3 separate regions of the Homo sapiens genome follow, and all the other regions are linked to region 2. A link is a loop called in an ENCODE intact Hi-C map of the cell type or tissue named here. Cell type or tissue: heart right ventricle. All regions are shown on one strand. Region 1 has its middle 25 kb from the start of PICSAR. Region 2 overlaps SLX9 (SLX9 ribosome biogenesis factor). Region 3 overlaps PCBP3 (poly(rC) binding protein 3).

The links. A loop is a pair of places that touch in the nucleus more often than their neighbours do. Peaks named below come from ENCODE experiments on the same cell type or tissue, not always from the same donor. Only the 100,000 strongest peaks of a DNase experiment are listed, where the experiment ranks them.
Region 1: it touches region 2 in a loop (3-fold over the local background); 10 of 110 quality-filtered maps call a loop at or near these places.
Region 3: a loop joins it to region 2, with 7 times the contacts of the local background. A loop is called at or near these places in 3 of 110 quality-filtered maps.

The regions. Positions count from the first base shown.
Region 1 is chr21:45,026,225-45,034,224 of GRCh38, forward strand. No RefSeq gene overlaps it. Among named protein-coding and RNA genes, the nearest start is that of PICSAR, 25 kb to the left of the region's middle. RefSeq lists enhancers at 2,190-2,689, 5,002-5,669. In heart right ventricle, no CTCF peak of the experiment used is centred here; a DNase peak (open chromatin) is centred at 3,555; H3K4me3 peaks cover 747 bases; H3K27ac peaks cover 1,815 bases.
Region 2 is chr21:44,945,932-44,953,931 of GRCh38, forward strand. All of the region lies in intron 2 of SLX9 (SLX9 ribosome biogenesis factor), which reads left to right. Among named protein-coding and RNA genes, the nearest start is that of SLX9, 9.9 kb to the left of the region's middle. RefSeq lists enhancers at 3,477-4,062, 3,603-3,752, 4,063-4,648, 6,140-7,090. In heart right ventricle, CTCF peaks have their summits at 4,001 (motif pointing right) and 4,200; DNase peaks (open chromatin) are centred at 1,261, 4,010 and 6,884; H3K27ac peaks cover 7,580 bases.
Region 3 is chr21:45,816,189-45,824,188 of GRCh38, forward strand. The region is part of intron 4 of PCBP3 (poly(rC) binding protein 3); the gene reads left to right. Among named protein-coding and RNA genes, the nearest start is that of PCBP3-AS1, 16 kb to the right of the region's middle. RefSeq lists enhancers at 819-1,320, 1,321-1,820, 5,567-6,252. In heart right ventricle, CTCF peaks have their summits at 4,565 (motif pointing left) and 4,777; a DNase peak (open chromatin) is centred at 4,563; H3K27me3 peaks cover 1,730 bases.

The sequences.
Region 1 (8,000 bases), 80 kb after region 2:
CAGCCTTGTTCGTTGATGGCACCTGGAGCAACGTGAGGGGTGCATGAGCACTGGCCGGGTTGTAGGACACCGAGTGACGTTGTGCCCCAGCGTCACTGGGAGAGATGCTGGAGCAGCGGTTTTGCCTTGCGGAGCTGTGTATTGGCGGGGAGGGCTTCTAGAAAATGTGCAGAGCACAGTTGGATTTTGTTATAAATTTCAGCAGGGATATTTTTAGCTCAAGGACTCAGGAGAAACCTGACTGTGCAGCCCCAAAGTCCCGAAGGTGCCGTCATAGCCTGGACACCGGCTGCACAGGCTCCACTGGGTCCAGGCAGCCGCCTTTGGGAGGGCCAAGCTCTAGGTCTTGAGGGGAGTTGAGGCCGCACAGCTCCTGTTATGGGCTTCGTGCGCCCTGGAAGGTTTTCCCTGCTGGGCACAGGGACCGCTGGGCCACAGTGAGGCACTGGCTCTACATTTAAGCCATGAGGATGTTGGGGCTACACTTGCTGCAGAAAGAAACAGACATTGCGCAGGGGACATGGCACTGGAGTCTGGCCTGCGCTGTGGCTGGGTGACAGCGCACAGGTCATCAGGGCCTCTGGAGTGGATATGGTCATTCCTGCAGGGGAGAGGACAGCGTGAGACGTGCCCATGGGAGGCACCTGTATTTCACTGAACGCCTTTCAGACAGTCTCAGAGAGATGGAAGAGCTGACAGCGTCTTCCAGAGGGAGTGGGGACGGGGTGGCCATCTGGCGGCCACGCCGGGCCTTGGCTTTCTTCGAGTTTCGGTAGAAGAATCCTCTGACCCCACCACAGGTCCAGCCCAGGCAGGGTCTCTGTGATGGTGGAGCCAGGAGGCCGTGACCTTGCAGATTTCTCCTCAAGCTCATTTGTAAGGAGGGAGTGGCCAGAGGACTGGAGGATGTTTTGCCATGGATGGGGCCTGCACAATAAATAGGCAGCTCTTGGAGGAAACGTGAGGTTTCATCCAGCAGACCCCCCAAGCCACTGCATCTAACGTCTGTCCTGCAGCTGGGGGAGGGGTGGTGAACTCGTCCTGTCACAAGGCAGGGACCAGGCAGTGAGGAGGTGCTCCGGGCTGGGTGCCGAGAGAGCGGGTCCTTCTGGAAAGGGCTGTGGACACAGCAGGGAGGCTGGGCATTCAGGTTAAAGTCAAACCAGACCAGATGTGCAGAGACTCTCAGGACGGACAGAGGGTCACACAGACACAGGGGCAGGAGTACTGAGCTGGGGCCTCCCCACCAAGCAGGGTCTCGGGCCGAGGGATCAGCCCTGGCAATGGAGCACGTGGGGAGAGTGCCTCCTCCCTGCACACATGGGCCCTGAGTCCACAGGGGCCACAAGATCCCCAGGCAGTGTGGCCCTGGCTTTCGGGACCTGGGGCCTCCCCAGGCATGTACACCGGAATCCCCTGAGCACCGCCAACGACAGGTACCCCACACCCAGGAGGGCATGTGGATGAGGAGAGGGGCTCAGGCAGGGCCTTTGCTGAAACGCCCAGGGGTTAAGATTTGCTTGTAGATAAAAAAATCCCTATTCTAGGAACTTACCTGGGATACCTATCCATTAAGATATGTGCCCCTAATACTGTGTCAACACCTCACCTCATCTTTGTGGAGGGTCCTTGCCCCCTGAGGAGAGGGGAAGAGTTGAGCTGGGTGGGCCAGAGCCCCCTGTACTCCTGGGTGCTCCCCAGCCTACACTCAGCTCTGGGTCCTGACCCTGTCTCCCTAGGCAGCCGGTTGCATCCCCTCTGTGCAGAATGTGAACCCCCAAGCAAGGCCCTGCTCCCCCTGGGCCCCAGAAGCCCCTGGGGGCCATAGGGTCCTGAGGAGTGACCGTCTGTCTGGGGGTCACAGCGTCCTGCGGAGGGACCGTCTGTCTGGGGGTCACAGGGTCCTGAGGAGGGACCGTCTGTCTGGGGGTCACAGGGTCCTGCGGAGGGACCGTCTGTCTGGGGGTCACAGCGTCCTGCGGAGGGACCGTCTGTCTGGGGGTCACAGCGTCCTGCGGAGGGACCGTCTGGGGGTCACAGGGTCCTGAGGAGTGACCGTCTGTCTGGGGGTCACAGCGTCCTGCGGAGTGACCGTCTGTCTGGGGGTCACAGCGTCCTGCGGAGGGACCGTCTGTCTGGGGGTCACAGGGTCCTGAGGAGGGACCGTCTGTCTGGGGGTCACAGCGTCCTGCGGAGTGACCGTCTGTCTGGGGGTCACAGCGTCCTGCGGAGGGACCGTCTGTCTGGGGGTCACAGCGTCCTGCGGAGTGACCGTCTGTCTGGGGGTCACAGCGTCCTGCGGAGTGACCGTCTGTCTGGGGGTCACAGCGTCCTGCGGAGGGACCGTCTGTCTGGGGGTCACAGGGTCCTGAGGAGGGACCGTCTGTCTGGGGGTCACAGCGTCCTGCGGAGTGACCGTCTGTCTGGGGGTCACAGCGTCCTGCGGAGGGACCGTCTGTCTGGGGGTCACAGCGTCCTGAGGAGTGACCGTCTGTCTGGGGGTCACAGCGTCCTGCAGAGGGACCGTCTGTCTGGGGGTCACAGGGTCCTGCGGAGGGACCGTCTGTCTGGGGGTCACAGGGTCCTGTGGAGGGGCCGCCTGCCTCTTCTGGCTTCTGGAGGTGCCTGGGGCTCCTTGGCTTGTGGCCACACTATCCCCATTCCTGCCTCTTAGTCTCTCATAAGACTTGTCATTGGATCTAGGGCACCCTCATCCCAAGATCCTTAACAGGCTGGCGTGGTGGCTCCTGCCTGTAATCCCAGCACTGTGGGAGGCTGAGGCAGACGGATCACCTGAGGTCAGGAGTATGAGACCAGCCTGGCCAACATGGCAAAGCCCTATCTCTACTAAAAATACAAAAATTAGCCAGGTATGGTGGCGTGTGCCTGTAGTCCCAGCTACTCGGGAGGCTGAGGCAGGAGAATCACTTGAACCCGGGAGGCAGAGGTTGCAGTGAGCTGAGATCGCGCCACTGCACTCTAGCCTGGGCAACAAGAGTGAAACTCCGTCTCAAAAAAAAAAAAAAAAATCCTTAACATAATGACCTCTGCAAAAACCCTATTTCCAAATAAGCCACATTGACAGGTTCCAGGGTTACGGTGTGGACATCTTGAGGGGTCACCATTCAGCCCACTCCAGAGGGGTCCATTGAGCTGGGTCCTCTGCAGGGCTGTGGCCTGTGCTGGGTGGAGACAGTCCTGGGGTGCTGGAGGCAAGCGGGGCTTCACTCAGGGCTGTATCTGGCTGCCTCCGAATCGCAACAGAAGCTCAACAAGCCTGGAGCTCCCTCAGGGGGCTCAGTGGCCTCTGAGACCTCCCATCTTCCATTTTCCCCTAGAGCTGGCCATGCCTGGGGACTCTGACCATGGGCCCCAGAGAGCGCTGCTCCCCTTTGGCCAGCGACAGGGTGGCCAGGCCCAGGATCTGGAGGGAGAAAGCTGCTGGCCTTCTCCAGGGTGCAGCCTGGAGCTTCCCTGCTCTTCTGCAGCTGTGCTCAGCTACGCTCCAGGGCTGCGCTGATTTCCGCTGTCAGTGACTTAAGCCAGCGTCCACGGCCAATCAGCACAGCACTTCTGCCTGCTGCCTGCTGGGTTCAGACCAGGCTGGGTCTGGTCCCTGACGGAGGATGCAGTTCTCATCCTTCAAGCACAAGCCTACAGGCAGCCCCTTGTCACCGAGCGTGACCCTGCCTCAAGGCCTCCTCCTCCCTCTCTTGAGTGAGTGGAGCAGAGCTGGCCGTGGCCTCCCTGCCTCCGCTGAGCCCACCACCAGTGGGTTTTGTTCGGGGCTAATGAGGCGCGGGAAAGGCGGAAGGTGCCGGCGTGACAGCTCAGAAGATGGAACTAATGAGACCTTGTTGCTGGACAAAGGTGGCATTCAGGGTGTCCTTTTGGCCTCGGCCCCCGACTCCCAAACGGGCCCCTCTAATCACAGATGGTTCCCGGACCTGTCCCAGCAAAGGGTCCTGAAGCCCCGGCTTTGCTGTGCAGAGGCTCCTCCCAACCTGGGTTTAGCCAGGCGCCTCCTCGCCTGCCCCACCCCCTGCATCTGGTCACCTCACCCCTCCAGGCGCAGTTTTGATGGAGAAAACCAGACGCTGTGGGAGCCCAGGCCGGCGTCTGAAGTCCGAGGTTCCAGGGGCCACAGAGCCCCGGCCTGGACTCACAGGGGAACTCCCTCACGGCAGGTGGGCCTCCTGGGTCTTTGTCTTCCTCATCAATTGGCAATAGCTAATCAGTGGTGGATTTCTGCAGGTTTGGCAGCTGCTGCTCCATTTGAAACAGCTTAAATGAGCTAAGAGCCAACTCAGCGGGTAAAACTGTAATCAGTGTACAAACAAATTGCACTTTCATTTAGTACATAAAGCACGGTAATGTTATGAGTGGATCAGAACTCACACGATTCAAGTTTACATTCAGAAGCCAGCAAAGCCGCTTTAGAATTACAAAGGGCAAGTTCCCAAGAGGTCTTGCTGAAATCTCAGCCTCTCCCCAAATGTTCATTTCCCACTTCCAACAACTCTCTAGAGTTTTGATGTGTGAATTGCCGAAACTTTTTAGGGCATTGCTTCTCCTGCTCCAGCAAGTGTGAGTCACTGAGTCCTGTGAAAATGCAGAATCGGATTCTGGCCTGGAGGGACCGTGTGTCTCTGAGCGTCTCACAGGGGTGCTGGTGCAGCCACACCATGCCCAGCATAGGCGCGCTGATCCTGAAAGCCCTTTGTGTCCTGGAAGCCCCTCCTGTTCGTGAAGGTTTGGAGAGAGGAGAAGGAAGTCCTGGGTTCCAGGGGCGGGGGGGCAGGGCGGGGTGCTGCAGACCAGGGGCAGCTGCGAGGGTCTCAGGGTGCAAAGCCATTCCCAGGGAACTGCAGACCTCACCGGGGCAGCCTGGCCTGCAGGGAGGTCCCAGGGGAGGCGACTGTGCTGGGCCAGGAAACCGCCTTCTCCTTCAGTGGAACACAATCCACACTCATGGCGGAAAACACAGGAAATCCATAAAGACGCAAAAGGAAGCCACGAACACTCTCATTTATTTAAAATTGGACAACTTATTTGAAATTGTCTATAAGGCAGACATATCTGAGACGCCAGATGGGGGCTGAGCGTACCGAGTAAAGAGGGGCTGACCCCAGACTTCTGATAGACAGGAAAACAGCAGTTCCCCTAAACCTCTGGGGCCCGGGCCCCCGACACACAGGCTCCTCAGTACTCTCTAAAGTATGCAAGGAGCTCGCTTGAGCACCAGGGGCAAGAACCCAAGAATCTGGGGCTCCTGGTGCCTGAGACTCTGAAGGTTGGGGTGCATGAGACCAGGCTTCTCCCACCTCAAACCGAACAGCCTCAGAGGACGGGGTCAGAGGCTGGGGGCCAGGGTCTCTGTGGAACCTGAAGGAACGGAGAGAGGGAGGGAGAGAAGCACCTGAGCCCTTCCCAGCAGGCAGGGCTCCAGCCCTGTGACCCACCCGTGCCCTCAGCTCCAGCCAGGGCGGGGGCTCATCGGCCCCTGCCCGGAGCTCCCCCACAGTTTACAGGGCACACAATTACCATCCCCACCCAGCAGGAGCCGGAGTAGAGAAGCAGAAATCCTTCCTTTGTTAATCATTTTCCATCAGAACTTCGTTTTGGCTTGGAAAGTAGGCCACGGCCAGGCTGCGGGGGGTGGGGAGGCCTGGACCCCCACGCGGCTGCTCTGAGCTCAGAAGGGTCAGCCGCCCAGTTGGAAGCGTTTTATTTTCTAACTCAAATACGTATTTATAGCAGAAGAGAGATGCTCCAAGGACGGGCTCCCTCCTGCCAGGAGCTGGAGCAACCCGGCCACTGTGCACACAGCTCTGGGGGAACGTCGCCTCACTGCCTGTCCTTGCCCCAGGCCCCTGCAGTGACAGACGGGGGCTGGCTTTTCCCCGAGTGAAAGTTGTCAGAACCAAAATGGAGACACTTGTGCTAGAACCCTGGCAACGGAGCCGGAGGTGGCCACGAAGGGGGTTCTCACACACGAATGCCTGATAACAAGAACGGAAAGACTGTGAAAAAATCCACAACCTGGCACAAAGGCTGCTGCAACCTCGCACAGAAATTGCTCTGGAGGACATCGAGGTGCCAGGTGCTGCTGTCCAATCACACCTGGAGCCTCCCTTGCTGCTGGTCTTGGGGAGGCGGGCTCCAGCTCGAAAGGAGGCACACAAAACTGCTGGGAAACGGGCCGGGCAGGCAGGGGCGGGGCCGGGCGGGTGAGGACATGGCTTCTGTGCGCACGGCCCGGCGCGATGGCTGGTGTGGACCCCTACCTTTGGAACACGTGGGGCCAGGCCGAGGGGGTTCCGCCACGTCTCCTGGGCAGAGCGCCAGCCTCAGTCACCGTGTCACTGTGTGTCCCTCCACACCCCGAGTCCTGGCAAACCAAGGCAGTGCAGGAGGACGCCTGGTGCCCAGGGTGATGGACATGGGTAGCACATGGGCCCCATGTGTCCGGGAGCCTGGGGCCTGGTGCACCAGGTCTCAGCTCCTTCCCACCGTGGGTTCTGGGCCAGTTGCAGGCAGAGAACAGAGCGGGTGCCTGGCTCAAGCCGGCCAGTGTCTCCCCCATGTCTCAGCTCCTTCCCACCGTGGGTTCTGGGCCAGTTGCAGGCAGAGAACAGAGCGGGTGCCTGGCTCAAGCCGGCCAGTGTCTCCCCCATGTCTGAGCCCAAGACCCGAGACACGGCCCCCACTGAGACTGGGGGTGGCTCTGGGCACCAATCTCGTGTGTGGGGGCCCCCCACCGCCCACCCCCGCCCAGTCTCCAGGGGTTGTCTGGGGCACTTTGCCCTCCCCAAGGCCCCCCACGCCCATTCCTCTTTGAGCCCCGTGCCCCTGAGTGTGCCGGGCAGTCCCTGGGAGCCCTGTGGTGATGGCAGCCACACCTCCCGGCCCTGCTCAGAGTCAGGGGTGCCCTTCAGGATGGGCTAGCCGCAGCCCATGGACCCTGCCTCCTGGGGGGCCGCCCCCCAACACGCTTCACCGCCGCCGCGCCCTGCCCCCGGGGCAGCTTTCAGGACTGTTTGTCACCAAGGCCAGTGGTTGCAAAACAAGTGGGGCCTGAATTTATAGGAACTTAGAATTTCTCCAGGGCAGAAGGTTGAATAAATGCAGGGGAACGTCAGGGGCAGATGAGGGGAACGTCAGTGGCAGAGCTGACGCGGGTTCCCTCCCTCTCTCCTGGCCGTGGACCCTCGCTTGCAGAGAGGGGCCGGCCCGCGCACCCCCGGCTTCCGAAGCTTGTCTCCAGTGACTTATTCTCGTCTGTGCAGCGGCCAATTCTGAGTTTGGGGCAGGAGCCCTGGGTGGCCCCTCAGATCCCTGCAGGCGTCCCTCGAGTCCGCCGGCCCTGTCTGCCGGAGCAGCTGGGCTTTGCTCTTCGCAGATAAAGCTCCTGGCACCCGTTCCATGCTCCTCGGGTTTGTTCTTTATTTTAAATCCTTTAAAGTAAAAATCTCTGTCTCTCTCCCTCCGTCTTTCTCTCTCTCATTATCAACTTTTCTGCTCTCAGAAGCCCTTTTGATCTGGAGCCTTGAGATGCTCTGTCACTTAGAGACAAGCCCCCTGCTTCTCTTTTTGACTTCTGTCCTTCCCTGTCCGTCCTCTCCCACGTGGCCCTCAGTGGCCCCGCTAACCTGGCCCTGGCCCTGGCTTCCAGGTCTCTTGGCTGGCCTTTTGCATTCATCACTTTACATTTTTCCATTTTGAGTCCCAGGAAGATTTATCAACTTCTCCTCAAATTCCCGAGTTCACCACCAGAAACCAAAGTTGCCGTTTCATTTTCGGGCTGTTGCCACGAGACCTGCAGGCTCCAGCACCCACGAGGCCCATGGCCACTGGGAGGGACATTGGTGTTCCCAGGGTGTGAGGGCACCTTGGCCGGCATGGCGGGGACACGGGGTCATGCCCACCATGCTGGTTCTGCTGATGCCATGGGCCTCTGAGTACTCACTGCCCTGGGTGTGCGGGGCTCGGTGCGGGGA
Region 2 (8,000 bases):
ACCCCGTTGGCCGGGATGGTCTCGATCTCTTGACCTCAGAGATCTGCCTGTCTTGGCCTCTCAAAGTGCTGGGATTACAGGTGTGAGCCACCACGCCCGGCCTGGTCTTTGTTTTTCGTAAGCTCAAACCTCATTAATTTAGAGTAACTGGTGGGAGAGGGTAGAAGCTTGAACTTTACAATGTCAAAGATTGATTTCAAATTTCAGAACCATGTTATCAGAGTAGAGCATAGAAGTGTTTTCTTGAAATAATTGAACAATAAGTTGAAAAAATTTGAAGATTCTATTGTTTGTGAGTCTGTTGGGTAATTAATTTTTTTCTTAATTCACATACCCTTATTTGTGCATAAAAATCTTAAAGCTTGTGCTGACGGGACTGTAGCGTGGCCCGTTCTGGCGCTCCCCAGCCCTGAGCTCGTGCTGACAGTAGCGTGGCCCGTTCTGGCGCTTCCTGCTTGTGTGCAGGTGTTTCCCATAGCCCGCCTTGAGGGGCACGAGGATGGGAATTATTTGAGCCGTGCGGCAGGGTCAGGGTTTTGGGTGTTGGGGAGGAGCCTTGGCCTGGGGAGGCACTTAGTGCTTCTGGCCAGGAGCCGGTGGCTTTGTGCACTGCCCATGGCTGTGATTTCTGCCTTGGTGCCCCAGGGGGATTCAGGAGAAGGTGCTCCAAAATGGTGCCTTGGAGGTTGTCCCTGAGGTGTGTTCCAGGAGGCTGTCCTGTGGGAGGGGCGTTCTGAGCTCATCGCCGCGGGCCCCCATTACAGCCCTCCTGGAGCGAGGCCTCTGGCCAGCCGTCTCTGGCTGTGGCTCTCAGCCCAGGGTTCTGGTGCATATTCCTTCCACCGCCCTGCTGTGGGTTTTCTGCACTGAAGAGCCCCGGGCTGGATGAAGGGGACCATGGGACCTCACAGAGGGCTCAGACGGAGGGACAGGCCTCCACTTCCCCTGCCCTGGGATGTGAAGCACCAGCTTGGCAGGGTGGCAGGGCCCACAGACCCTCATGGGTGGGACCTGCAGACCCTTAGAGGAGTAGCCCCACAGGCGGAGGGGCTTGCCCTGGTCTGGGGGCCCCAGCCCCTTTTCTTCAGGCCTCCGAGGTATCCAGGCGCCTCAGTGGGGTCCTTTGCATCTTGGCTGCTCCTCACCATGTTCCTCCCTCTCTCCAGGAACAGTTCTGTTTTTTTGGTGTGGTCTCCTCAGCTCCTGATTGGCTGGTGCCCTGCGTCCCTACCCCCACCCCACCCCGGGTTTGTGCTGGGGCCTGAGTGCCCATGTCATGCAGATACTGCATCCTGTGACTTGGCCGCCACCCTTCAATGACCCGCCTGGCTATGGAGGTGAGGTGGCGGCCTGTGGGTGCCTGTCTGCCTGGCTTAGTGCAACACCGCCTTCCCAAGATGTGTCTCATCGTCCGTGCCCTGCCTGAGTCAGGAATAGCACTGCATGCTGCGTCTCTGGCCAAGGAGCTGGGTGGCCCAGGGGAGGGGTCTAGGCTGTGGCCCATCACCTGGTGGACACCCGTGTGCCCATCTGCACCCCTCCTCCCCCACTCTAGCCCTGGGAAGTGGTGGGGCTTGTTAGTCCCTGTGACTGACAAGTTCGTGGCATCGTTCCTATCCTGTGACTGACAAGTTCATGGCATCGTTCCTATCCTGTGACTGACAAGTTCATGGCATCGTTCCTATGTTTTTTTTCAAGCCCTTCGGATCCCAGCTCGCCAGGAAGCCACATCTGACCCCCTGTTCCCTTCCTGTGCCCTGGAGCCTGCCTTACCCTTACGGGCATCCTGGGAGGGACCCTCTGAGCTCTGCAGCCTCCTGCTACGGGAGGAGGAGGGCATGGGTGCAGGGCTGAGGCTGGCCTAGAGTCCCCTCCCCGCCCCAGCTCTCTAAGACCCCCTGCACCTCCCCAGCAGGACTCAGCTTTGCCTGTGGGCCGGGTTGTGCATGCAGGGGCTTTGCGGCAGCCTGTGGACCCCATGTCGGGGCTACAGCTCCTCCATGTCCGCTCTGGGGGTGGCGAGGGACCTGTGGCAGAGCCGGGGTGAGCACCCGTCTCCTGAGCCTCCCCCAACGCAGTGCCACCTGCTGTGCGTGCTGTGTGGCCAGCTCTAGCTGGCTTGTGCAATACCAGAGCCTGGCAGCCGGCCGGGTGTCCAGTGGTGGCTGATCCTCCAGCCTTGGGCACGGCTCCAATCCTTGGCATCGGACATCCGGGGAGCTGGTCATGCAGCATCGGGCGATCGGGCATCCGGGGAGGTGGTCGTGGAGCATCGGGCGGTCCGGGAATCTGGTCGTGGAGCATCGGGCGGTCCGGGGAGCTGGTCGTGAAGCATCGGGCGGTCCGGGGAGCTGGTCGTGGAGCATCGGGCGGTCCGGGGAGCTGGTCGTGGAGCATCGGGCGTCCGGGGAGCTGGTCGTGGAGCATCGGGCGTCCGGGGAGCTGGTCATGCAGCATCGGGCGGTCCGGGGAGCTGGTCGTGGAGCACCGGGCGTCTGGGGAGCTGGTCATGGAGCACGCTTAGAATTGGATTTCTAGTTCTGTGTTCCTTCATACCAGAAAACGAGCCCACCTGTTTTCAGACAGGCACTTGGGACTCAAGCTCAGAGACACAGGCAGGGTGGGGCAAGGCCTGGTATGGACTCAGAGCCGGGTGGGGCTGGGGGCCCCTGGAGCAGAGGATGTTGGGAGGCCTGTCACCATTGCTGGAGAGGGAGCTCACAGCATGGTGGACGGCTTGGGGGCGGTGGGGGCATGAGAGGCGCCGGTGGTGGTACAGGATTTTGGGGGTGTTGCTTTTCTGGCCAGATACCTGTGGCCGGTGGCACCTTTGCTTGAGTTTTGTCCAGGCCCACTGGGCTCATTTCACCTACTTGGCCTGGCAGGCTGAGCTCAGCTCATGCTACTGGCCTGGATCTCATGCCTCCAAGGGAGACTGGAGTCAGGCGTGGAGCGGTGAAGTGTGTGTGTGAGCAAGTGTGGGGTCCGGCCATTGCAGGCCAGCGCCAAGCCACCCTCAGCCCCCGCCTTGGCTTCCTCCCAGAGCTTGTTGATGCCCAAGGTCCAGAGGGGGCCAAGGTGGCAGGGCCTGAGTGTGTGCACACCCGGCCGGGCTCTGACAGCACCTGGGCTCAGCCCCAACCCCCCTTTGAGATTGGAGTGGGCGTTGGAAGCAGGGAGAGGCCAGGCAGCAGGAGCAGGCATCTCTGAGTCTGCAAGGGTAAGAGTGCAGAGAGGCCAGGGTCCCGAGCCCCGACTTGGCTGCTGCTTGCTCCCGCTCCTGCTGGCTCTGTGGAGCATGCAGCCCTGGCTCCCCCTCGCACGGTTTGTGGCCTTGCCCGGGGGCTGCTCCTGATCAGGGAGTGGATTGTGGGCCCTGGGCCCTGGGCCCGGCTGTCAGGAGTGTCGGGCCTGGCAGTCACACCGATGTGGGGTGGATCCTAGGGATGCAGCCCAGGCGGCCCTGCACCATAGCCTCCTCCAGAGGAACCCAGCACCCTCGGCCGGGTGGACACAGGGACCACACTGCTGTCCGGGTCCCCAAAGCGCGGCCCCAGCTCCGCCTACCCCCCAGAACCCTCTGTGCAGCAGCAGCAGGCCAGAGCGCACCATGGAGCCAGGCTCTGAAGCCACAGAGGCCTACTCTTAGACGCCGGGCACAGGGCACCCACCGCCGCCATTGCTGCTCCGGCAGCCACTCCTGCCGCTTCTGCCTGCGCCTTCCGGCTGTGTACGACCTGCTGCTGCTGTCAGTGGAACACGTCTGCGTCTGCAGGCGTGTTGGACTGGGTGACGAGGCCACCAGGCTGTGGTGCAAGGACATCCCAAGCTCCTGCACCCAGCCCTTGGGCAGGGCTGGCTCTCCCGGTCAGCACAGAGCGCTGCCCAGGTGATTGTACCTGCTTAGACCCCACTCCACCCCCAGGCACCTGCGGTGGAGGGACCTGCGGTGGAGGGCGCGACCTTGGCTTCCTGGCCGTCCCTCTGCCCTGGTGATCTGGCCAGCAGAGGGCAGCAGAGCTGTGTCCTTGTCAGGTCAGCCCAGGTGTGGGACAGTCCCGGGATAGAGACGCAGGCTCTCCCTCCTGCCTTGCACAGCGGAGACTTGGGAAGTCCCAGCTCCTCATCAGACAGTACAGACTCTGGGGTTACAGGGTTGTCTTCAGGGATTTTTTTTTTTTTTAAGATAACTGGAAAATGGCAGAAAATGAGCCTTGCCCCACCCTGCCTGTGTCTCTGGGCTTGAGTCCCAGGTGCCTGCCTGAAAACAGAATGAGCTCATTTTCTGCTATTTTCCAGTATCTCAAAAAAAAAAAATCCCTTTTTTAAGACCTTTTTTTACAGTTGTGAAGTCAAGGGTATGACAGGAAACCATGCAGAATGTACTTGTTGCTTATATCTACTCCCAAGTTAAAATAAGAACAAACTGACGGGGAGGTTACATGGAGATGGCTCTGTGGAAGCGAGGCTTGGGGTCAGATGGCCTCGGCTTGGCCGCAGCTCCCTGTGCGTCACCTGCCTTGGCTGCGTGGTGCGGCGGCTGGGAGTGGTGCGCCTTCTTACCTGCGCTCCTGCAGAGAGTGTGGCCGTGCCAGCCGGTATGTTGGGAGCCCAATGACTTGTTTCTTAAGCCAGGCATCCTTGTGAGCCACATGTTGTTGAGACGCTAGACCAGGGGTCGGAGGTGTGGCCTATGCCAGTCCGGCTGGGAGCGTGGCCCTGTTGGTGGCGCTTCTCAGGCCCATGGTCACGCAGTCACATGGTGCCATGCTGAGGCATTTGACTTGGACCAGACATAGTGCTGTTTCCTCCCATCTTAGTGGGAGTCAGGAGCCAGCCAGGGCCTCTGGGGTTCTAGCCTCCTGCACCTCCTTGCCGGCGTCCTCAGGGTTTCTGCGATCAGCTCCTTCATCTGCGAAAGGGGGGTGTCGGGGGGCTGCTGTAGAACTGCTGTGGGTTTATCCTCATAGAACTTTGAGCACAGAGACTGGCCCAGGCGGGTGTGGGCTGCACCTGTGCCTGAGGATCACGGTGACTCCACCTGGTCCCTGTCCTGGAGCACGTGGCGGCGACTGGGTACACGTGTCGTGGGCACAGTGCAGCAGGCTAAGCCTTCATCGGATTAAAGTCGCCGGTTTGATTTAAAGGCCTTAAAAATGGTTTAAACACACAGCAGCAGCAGAACACACAGGAGAAGATTCCTCTGGGCTTGGCCAGCCTCTTCTGTGCCTGTGTCTCATGGCCTGGCTCCTGTTCACTCAGGTTGAGATGAAACCGTGGCTGCTGCCATACTGGGCGCAGAGGAGGCTCCCATCTCCTGGTGGCGCTGAAGCCCACAGCCATCCAAGGGACCAACATCTTGCAGCATCGCGCAGGGAGGTAGGAGAGAGGCAGGGAAAGTGGGCATGGATGGCCCTGGCTTGCTGCACAGCCTGGGAGGAAGCAGGGGGACAGGCTGTGGATGTGGCCCTTGCCGGTCCTGTTCAAGTCCCAGCTCTACCATCTGGATCCAGGGGCTGAGTCCTCAGCGCACGGGGCGAACGGCCGCGTCTTTGCCCACCGTGCCTCACTCACTGTCATGCCTGTGGCTGAGACTTGAAGGTTAGGGATCAACTTTTACCTAAAATTACTTCTGTAGAAAATAACATTTCATGATTGAGAAAGCAGCGCGTATGCACACATTGCAGAATAGACAAATACGCAACATTGGGAGATAAAAGCCAGGCCCTGCCCCCGGAGCCGCCCGAGCGCGCTGTGTGGGCACCATCTCTCACTGCCCGAGGGCACTGTGTGGGCACCATCTCTCGCCTACAGGTGTTCTCGCCCAGGCCTGCTGCACGTGCCAATCACTAACCGGGGCGGGGCATCTCAGGAAAGGCCCTTAGCTAGCAGTGTCTTCAGGAGCCCTTGCTGCTCTTTGTCCGAGCAGGGTTCGCCCGTCGTGTGTGGGTTTATCCTCATAGAACTTTGAGCACAGAGACTGGCCCAGGCGGGTGTGGGCTGCACCTGTGCCTGAGGATCACGGTGACTCCACCTGGTCCCTGTCCTGGAGCACGTGGCGGCGACTGGGTACACGTGTCGTGGGCACAGTGCAGCAGGCTAAGCCTTCATCGGATTAAAGTCGCCGGTTTGATTTAAAGGCCTTAAAAATGGTTTAAACACACAGCAGCAGCAGAACACACAGGAGAAGATTCCTCTGGGCTTGGCCAGCCTCTTCTGTGCCTGTGTCTCATGGCCTGGCTCCTGTTCACTCAGGTTCACTCAGGCCTTTGTGGGCCGTGCAAGTCTGGATCTCACCGGCTTGCCGAGGTCCCTGGGCCGCTGTCTTGGGCTTGCGCTGCTCGCCCCCGGGAAGCTCAGCCACTGCCTTTTTCTATTTGCCAGACAGCAATCGGCAGCTTCCCTGGCCACTCAGGGAGTGACTCCTCCTCATCAGAGCTGTCTGCTGTCAGGGCTGATGTTTAAGTTGTTTCTGGAACTTTCACATCAGAGTGTGTGGCCTGATCACCTTGGGCCTGGCCTGGGGATTCCCGGGGCCGCCTTCCATCACCAGAAGGTTGGCCCCAGGGCCCTCCTTCTCCCCTGCAGGTCTGGCCCCAGCTGCTTCAGGACCGCCCTCCCATGGGGGATGCTGTGCCCAGCAGAGGTCTTTTGGCCGAGTGGACAGTTGGGGTTATGTGGCCCCACGCCCAGCAGAGGTCTTTTGGCTGGGTGGACAGTTGGGGTTGTGTGGCCCCACGGGACCCTCCCTCGTTTGGGGTGCTGCTATGTGGGTGTCCGTGTCATGTGCTCCGGGCGCCCCCCTGCCTAGGAGACGGCGGGGCAGTGTCTGAGCATGTGGGTTGCTATTTCTGAACCTGGCACTTGGAGCTCGGTGGCTGGAGCTATTTAAGGTTCTTGACATGTTCGGTTGGTGGGGCCTGGCTGGCAGCATCCTGCTGAGGCCATCTGCACGTCACTGTCCTCATCGACAGCTGGGGTGGGAGGGCAGCTGAGTGTTTTCAAATGGAAACTTAGGGGTGAGCAGGGAAGGGCTGGGGCCCCAGGTGCCACTGTATTCTGGGTGTGGCACTCATTCTGACTTGCAGGTGCCATCCTGAGACTAGGAGGTCCCCAGGGCCCTGCCTCTGGCAGCCTCCCCCTTGGCATCCCACCTGGTGTGTTTTCCAGACCCCGCCTGGCAAGGCCCAGGCCGAGCCTGTGCAGCAGGCTCTCCTCATTCACTCCTCAGACACTACTCCTCATGGGAGGTGGCAGCGAGTGCCCCCCGGCTACAGGGCTATCCCTTCCTCTGTGGGCGCGTGGCCGGCCTGTCATGTTCAGGGGCCCTGGGCACTGTGGTTTTCTGATGTGTGCTTGTCTGAGGTGTAGGCAGGTCGTGGAGGCTGTCTTGCGAGGTTCCCTAGGTGGGGCCCCCAGACTAGCTGAACCCACCAAGAGCTGCGAGTGGCTGTACCTCCCAGAGCAGGACGCCTCTAGGTGAGCAGCACAGCCACTCCCTCGGGCACCATCCCCGGCGGTGGGGCCCTGCGTCCGGGCCTCGGGAGCCTGTCCTGCACCATCCCCGGCGGTGGGGCCCTGCATCCGGGCCTCGGGAGCCTGTCCTGCACCATCCCCGGCGGTGGGGCCCTGCATCCGGGCCTCGGGAGCCTGTCCTGTGTTGACTTAGGACTGAAGCAGTTCTCTGGGGCTTCTTCCTTTCCAGGTGGGATGGGGTAGTTTGGGCAGATGCTGAGGACACAGGCCAGGTGTGGCTCAGGAGGCCAGGAGTGCCCTCTGGCCCCGCAGCCTGGGTTCCTCAGTGCAGTAGCGTGACCTTGGCGCTCTGCATTCAGCGTCCCTGGGTCGTGCCACCCCCCGGGGAGCTCTTGGCCATGACTGCTCTTCCCTGCGGTGCTGCTGGTACTTTCCTCGCTGCAAACCTCGGCCGCACCCCAAGGCCTTGCTGAAGCCCTCAGTCCCAGTAGCTGTTGATCCTTTGGCATTTTCTGCATCATGAC
Region 3 (8,000 bases), 870 kb after region 2:
TAGACTTCATAAGTACTGTACACTTGGGATATGCTAAATTTATGATATAACAAAATTTATTTCTTCAATAATAAATTAACCTTAGCTTACTCTAACTTTTTTGCTTTATAAACCTTTAGATTTATTTTTTAACTTTTGACTCTTTTGTAATAACGCTTAGCTTAAAACACAAACACATTGTATGCAGCTACGCCAAAATATTTTCTTTGTTTTTATAAGAATTTTTCATGTTTAAGATCCCCTTCCCCTTCCCCCTCCCCGTCCCCTGCCCCTCCCCTCCCTCTCCCTCCTCCCCCTCCTCCTCCCCTTCCCCCTCCCCTCCCCTCCCCTCCCCTCCCCTCCCCTTTTGTTAAAAACTGAGACACACACACACACTTTAGCCTAGGCCTGCACAGGGTCAGAATCGTGCATGCCACTGTCTTCCACCTCCACGCCTTGTCCCGCTGGAAGGTCCTCAGGGGCAGTAACAGGCGTGGAGCTGTCCTCTGCTGTGATCACAGTGCCTGCTTCTTGACACCTCCTGAGAGACCTGACTGAGGCTGTTCTATGTTAACTTTTTTTTTTTTAATAAATAGAAGGAGTACACTAGAATAATGGTAAAAATATAGTATAGTAAATACACAAACCAGTAACACCATCGTTTATTATCATCGTCAGGTATTACTATTGTAAGTAATTGTACGAGTTACGCTCTGATGTGACTGGCAGGGCAGCAGGTGAGTTTACACCAGTATCACCACAGGCGTGGGGGGAGCCAGCTGCACTCCTTCCTAAGGAGGCCACAGCGTTGCAGGGTGATGGGACTTTTCAGCTCCATTCTAATTTTAAGGGACGGCTGTGGTATATGGCACGTCTGTTGTTGCCTGAAATGCCGTTGTGTGGCACGTGACTATATATGCTACGCTGTTAAGAATTTGGGGTGTTGTGTTTGTTGTTTTTGGTTTTTATTTCTGCAGGCATCTAATTTACCGAAACTTCATGTCATGGCTCGGTCGAACTTTGTCAAGGAAAGTCTTCACTATCCCTTCCTCTAGAACTTAACGTTGTCCTCCTCCTAAGGTGTAGCCTTTCATGGGTCTCAAGTGAACACCCTGGATGCTGAGTGAGGGGCCTCCACTGTGGCTGTGAGCAGTCCCCGCCTCGTGGTACCACATGACATTTAGCGTGTCTGTTCACCTCATACTCCCCAGTAGTTCTGTCTCTCTCTGCCATTCCTCATGGAGTCCTTGCGTGCACAGCATAGTATTTGGCCAACATCTTCCTGCAGTTTGGGGGCCCCGTCTCCTCTTAGCTCTTGCCTCTGCTGTCCCCATCTCCCATATTCCAGCTGCTGCCGCAGCCCCCATGCTTGCCTTTTGTCCTCAGCCCCCCAGCGAGGCAGCAGCTTGTGTGTGTGCTGCACTGCCGTGAGCAGCAACTTGACAGTGGACGCAGCTAGAAAGCAGCCGGCGAGGAGCTCAGCGTGTGTCTCCGCCGGGTGAAAGATCACAGTCCTGCACCCTGCTGTGCAATGCTCGAACACACTTGCTTCTTATTTCTGTCCAATTCTTAAGGTTTTTACTGTGGGATCATAAGTCCTTACTCCTTCATGGTTGGAATCAAAATCCAAAACCTTGTGGTTTCCATTTTCAGTTGATGATATCCTTATGAACTCAGGATTTATTTCACTTTTGAAAAGTTAATAGTCTTTATGTTTTAGGGCAATTGTATTCTACAATACAGAAAAATTATTGGAAAGTATAGAGCGTGCCACCTCCTCCCCTCATACAGAGCTTCTCCTGTTACGTACATCTTGCCTCAAGTGTGGTACAGTCAATGAACCAATATTGGTACATTATTATTATTATTTTTTGAGACAGAGTCTCGCACTGTCGCCCAGGCTGGAGTGCAGTGGTGCGATCTTGGCTCACTGCAACCTCCACCTCCCGGGTTCACACCATTCTCCTGCCTCAGCCTCCCGAGTAGCTGGGACTACAGGTGCGTGCCACCAAGCCTGGCTGATTTTTTGTATTTTAATAGAGACGGGGTTTCACCTTGTTAGCCAGGATGGTCTCGATCTCCTGACCTCATGATCTGCCCGCCTCGGCCTCCTAAAGTGCTGGGATAACAGGTGTGAGCCACCGCGCCGGCCTGGTTCATTGTTATTCACGGATGGTCATAGTTTGCATTGGGGCTCACTGTGTTGAACACAGGTTTTGACAAGTGTCCAGTGACACGTGTCCCTGTCATTACTGTGTCATACAGAAGAGCTCCACTGCCCCCATGCGCTTCACGTACTCACTCCTCCCGTCCCTGAAGCCCCTGGCAACCACTCATGTTTTTATTGTCACTATAGTTTTGCCATTTGCAGAATGTTTTGTAAGAAACTGCCACAGTTTTGTAAGAAACTGCCAAACTACCTTCCCAAGTGGTTGCATCACTTTGCAAACTAAAATCTCTCTAACCGTGAGATCTATTAGTCATGCTCCTTGGTATTTACTCAAAGGATTTGAAAACTTCAGCCTACACAACAACCTGCACACAGATGTTTATAGCAGCTTTGTTTATCATTGCCAACACTTGGAAGCAACCAAGACATCCTTTAGTAGGCAAATGAATACACCAGTGGTGCATCCAGACAGTGGAATATGATTCAGCACTACAAAGAAATGAGCTGTCAAACCATGAAGTGATGCGGAGGAACCTTGAATGCGTGTTACTTAGTGAAAGAGGCCAGCCTGAAAAGGCTGCATGCTATACGATTCCAACTATATGACATTCTGGAAAAGACAAAACTATAAAAATAGTATAAAGATCAGTGGTTGCCAAGAGTTGGGCGGAGAGATGGATGTGTAGGTGGATCACAGAGTACTTTTACTACAGGGAAAATACTCCGGGTGATGCTGTAATGGTGGATGCGTGTCATTACACATTTGCCCAAACCACAGAGTACAGCACCGAGCGTGAGCCCTGCTGTGAACTCTGGACCTGGGGGGTGGTGATGTGCCCACATGGGTTTGGTTGTGACTCATGTACTGCTCTGGTGGCGGGCTGTGGGGGATGGGCCGTGGGGGATGGGGGTATATAGGAAATCTCTGTGTTTTGTGCTCAGTTTGCTGCTCTAAAAAATAAAACCTAAACAAAGCAGTCGGAGTCCCTGAAGACTGTCCTGTGACAGAGCAGGAAGGGCTCCCTTAGCTCTGAGGGAAAGCGCTGGTTATGTATTTGCTCTTCTCCCAAGAACACACAGTCTAATTTTGATCCTCTTTACAGACGGGATGAAGGGCATGTTCATCAAGTAAGCGGATGCAGGTGCAGAGACCACACCTGGCACGACACTGCCGTTGGGCACCCCAAGGCCGAGGCCGGCAGCCACTGTTGTCCCCAGAGTCCATCTGGTTTCTAGAGTGGAAAATGGAAAGGGGTCAAACCGCCCACGCAGCCCTGAAGTCCTTGATGGTAGTGTAGATTCTACAGTCTTCCCCAGGTGCTATCTTGGCTGAGGTGGGGAAGGCTCCTGGGGACTGTACTTGGCCTTTTCTGCCTTAATATCCTGCTCAAGGCCGGGGCCAGAGGGCTTGTCTGGCAGCTGCTGGGCGCCTCTGTCCAGTGCTGTACCAGAACGTCTAGCAGATGGGTGTGCGGGCACAGGGCCTCTGCCAGATGGACTCGGGCCAAGCTCCGTCTGTCATGTTAATTGTGGGTCCATGATGGTGTCTGAGTCCCCTGGAGTGGGCAGGAGCTCAGGCCCCAGACCCAGCCATTGTCTGAAGGTCCAGGGCCTGGCCACTCACTCTGCCCATCATGCTGTCACTCCAGGCAGTTACTCAGGCCCGCTGGGGAAGGTGGGGTGAATGTTTGCTCTACACCGCAGGACTGTTGCGGGTCTTCCCTGGAGACTGGGTCTCCGTTTCAGCCACTGGCTCTGACCCATGGACCAGCTCAGACCTCATCTCCTCTGAAGGGAGTGGCGCTGGCCTTTTCCTGGCTCTCGGCTATGTGTGGGATGATGCTGGCCTTCTCCCGGCTGTCAGGTGTTTTTGGTGTGTCCATGTCAAGTGTATCCGTCCTGGGAACACCCAGTCCGGCTGCCATGGCAGTGGGCACCACGGGCCAGCACACCTTTGCTGCCTGTGAGGTCGTTGCGCCTACCTGGCCCCATGGGCCCCATTTTATCTCGTCGCTTTGCTGTCTGGGAACTTTGTCACCCACGGATAGGAGTGCCAGGCCCAGGAGGATGTCACGCAGTGTTGGCACTTCAGCTTGGCTGCTGTTCTCCCACAATCCTTGTGAGGGCCTGTGATGACCCAGGTCAGGATAGGACAGGTGGCTTGGGTTCTGCGGGCCACACGGTCTGCAGTGTGCGTGGCCTTGACCTGGTGCTGGAAGGCAGCTGCAGACCACGAGTCAAGGAGGGGGTGAGACTGTGCTCCGGGGAAACGTGGATTGTGGATATGGGCAGCCAGCGGGGCCTGCAGACCCCTGGGTTAGAGCCAAGCCCCAGAGGCACCTTGGTTTCTGAGAAGCCAGAGGAGGGAGTTCCTGGGACCTGGGGGATGACCATGGACCTCTGCTGCCACCTCGTGGCAGGGCTGACGTATCTGAGCCACGTCCTTTTCTCCCGGTTTAGAAATATCCTGGTGGGAGGCGCTTTTTCATCCTTGCAGCAGACAGGCAGCTCTGTTGGCCACACGATCTGGGCTGTGTGCCCCGCCTTCAGCAGAGGCCCTCAGGACCCTGCGGGATACAGCCTCGAGAGGACAGAGCCTCAGACTCTGAAGGCCACAGCAGTGATAGCACACCTGTGTCTGAGGAGTGCGTTCTGAGAGGAGACCCGGCCCCTCGTCCTTGTCCATCCATGTGGCTTCTGCAAAGCACCCTTGTCTTGCAGAGCCAGCGAGCCTGGCGTTGTGACCTGGGCTAACTTGGTACCTTTTCTCTTTTTAGAGGCAGAATCCTTTCTTGAGAACAGCATCTTTCAACTCTTGACCTGCTCCCCCTTCCCGGTTCCCACTTTTTGCCTGGCAGGCTGGGAGGGACCCCCTCTCCTGTGCAGCCTCTCCCTAATCCTGGATTCCGCAGGGGCTCCAAGACCCTCAGGGTCGCCAGTGACTCCTGGGTCACACTGGCCCAGCACACACTGAGCTCCAGCCTGATGTCCAGCCCAGGAGGTCCTCAACTGAGGTCCAGTACCCCCCTGCACCACGCTGTGGGCCCCGCACCCTCCCCCAACTCTTTTCTACAACACTCTTCCCCCTGCACCGTGCTGTGGGCCCCGCACCTTCCCCCAACTCTTTTCTAGAACACTCTTCCCCCTGCACCACGCTGTGGGCCCTGTGCCTTCCCCTAACTCATTTCTAGAATACTCTTCCCTGCCTGCACCCTGCTGTGGGCCCCGCCCCCTCCCCTAACTCATTTCTAGAACTCTCTTCCTCACCTGTCTCCCTGGTTCTTGTTCTGGCTTCTCCACGGGACCCTCCTGTCCTCCCGTGTGATGCTGACTGCTCGTGACATGTTGCAGCCTGTCTCTGCTCCCTTCCCTGCTCTTGTCACTTCTTGCTGGTGCTCTGTGGCTGTCATGCAGACTGGGGTTGGGGTTCTGTTCCCTCTACTGTACTGGAGCTCCAGGTCATGGGAGGCAGCAGAGCCCAGCCCTGGCCCTTCGAGCTTCCGTCCTGCAAGCACCGGCAGTGTCAGGGAGGCACCGCCCAGGGGAGGCTCCTCCTTAGGGTGCATTGTCACTCGGCGTTTCCGACACCTGCTCTCATCATTTTCCTACCTTCTCTTTCCTGACAACTTAGCTATTTATCAGACCCCAAAATCATGAGCCTTGAGAAATGATATTCCACATGCTCATCCTCTGGAGGACACCTGGAACTGAGCTTGCTTCCCTGCTCACCCTGGGAAGTGGTTTCACAATGTCCCTCAACGTGTGACTATCACCCATAGCCTCCGGTATCTCTCTGTGTTCAGTGTGAGGCCATTTGCTCGTTTGACCCTTTTGAAGGTCAGGAGAAGCTGGCAGGACTCCTGCAGGCACAGGCACCGGCACCGTCATCCTGGGAGCCATCGGGGTCCTCAGCCCCCACTGCAGCCTGAGCCTTTCCTCTGGCCGCACTGTCCATTTCTTTAGCTCCTCTTTTGCCTTTTCTGGGGCCTTCTCCGGTGTTCTGCGTTCTTTTAAATGTTTCATGGTTAAAACTGGACACATCCCCCAAGAAGCTATAAATCAACCATAGCAAGAACTGATCTCTTTCCAGGTGACTATAAAAATGATTTTTTAAAAATGGTTCTTTAAAAATTGTCAGTTAAGCAGATAACAGACCCAAGACAGGGCCAGGAGAGTGAGGGGCGGATATGGCATGGGACAGGGTTAGGAGAGCAAGGGGTGGACCTGGCATGGGACAGGATTAGGAGAGCAAGGGGCGGACCCAGCACAGGATAGGGCCAGGAGAGCAAGGGGCGGACCCGGCATGGGACAGGGTTAGGAGAGTGAGGGGCGGACCCAGCAGGGGACAGGGTTAGGAGAGTGAGGGACAGGGTTAGGTGCACGAGGGGCAGACCTGGCACAGGACACACCCATCTTGGTTGTGAGTTTCTGACTCTTCTTGGTTTTGGTGACCTTGACTGTCCTGAGCAGGACTAATCAGGCATTTTTCAGGCTATCCCTCTGCTGGGATCTGTCTGATGCTTTTCTCATGGGTACAGGAAGGGGCTATGAGTTTGAGGAGGAAGCCCCCAGAGGTGAAGTACCACTGTCACCCCATGGTATCGGGCACACCCTGTCACTGTGACTCACATGTGAGGCTGACCTGGGCCCTAGCGGGGGGTAAGGTCTTCCCCCTCCATGCTGTCCTCTTATAGGACATCGGTCTGTGCAACCTAAGGGTGAGATAAGATTGTAGTTTTATTCAACTCTTACTTTTAAAATTTTACAAGGACTCACATTGACGTAGTGGGTGAGATTAGAATTAGACTTTTTAACTTTCTGGCCTAAAACTGATTGTACTGGCACCTTTTGTGAAATGACCTCTGCAGTCCCCATGACCCCTCAGGTCAGTCACCTCTGTTCCCTGCATGTCGTCCTCCCCAGCGCCCGCTGGCATGGCTGCTCTGCTGTGCCAGGAACACAGGGTTTCAGAGTTTCAGAAAACGTCGGCCTTAATTCCTTCAGGGGACCTTCCACACTGTGCAGCTCCAGGAGAAGTCCTGCTGGGGATTCGGTTGAGGTGGTGTCTGGTCTCTTCATGAGTGGAAAGTGCAGCCATTTAACCCCCTTGACCTCCCACCCCAGGCGTGGACTTTCCGCTGTGCAGATTCCCTTTCATGTCCCGCAGAACCACGCGTGTCCGTTCTTCTGAGAGTTTTTTCCTGGTCCTCACACAGTGTGTGGGCTTGGCATGGGCTGCGATCTTTGGCTCTGTGATTCACTGACTCACCCAAAGGGGTGGCCGACGGGTTCCTGCAGGGCAGCTGTGGCAATTCAGGGCCCATGGGCCTGGGTTCAGGGATGCTCCTCAAAGAGTGTGGCAAAGGACCCCAGGCAAAGTAGGTGTTTTTTTTTTATTTTTTAATTTTTATTTATTTATTTTGAGATGGAGTCCCTTTCTGTCGCCCAGTTTGGAGTGCAATAGCATGATCTCGACTCACTGCAACCTCCATCTCCCGGGTTCCAGCAATTCTCCTGCCTCAGCCTCCTGAGTAGCTGGGATTACAGGCACCCACCACCACGCCCAGCTAATTTTTTTATTTTTAGTAGAGATGGGGTTTCACCATGTTGTCCAGGCTGGTCTCAAACTCCTGACCTCACGTAATTCACCCGCCTTGGCCTCCCAAAGTGCTGGGATTACAGGCATGAGCCACTAGGCTCGGCCTGTTTGTTTCTTTTAAATAAATGCTTCTCAATTTATAATGTGTCTTTAGTTGATTTCCAGCATCCTAAAGTGGCTATTTTTGATGGTTTCATCCCATTTGTCATTGTCTTGGGCAGGGGATGTGCTGAGCCCCTCACTCTGCCTCCT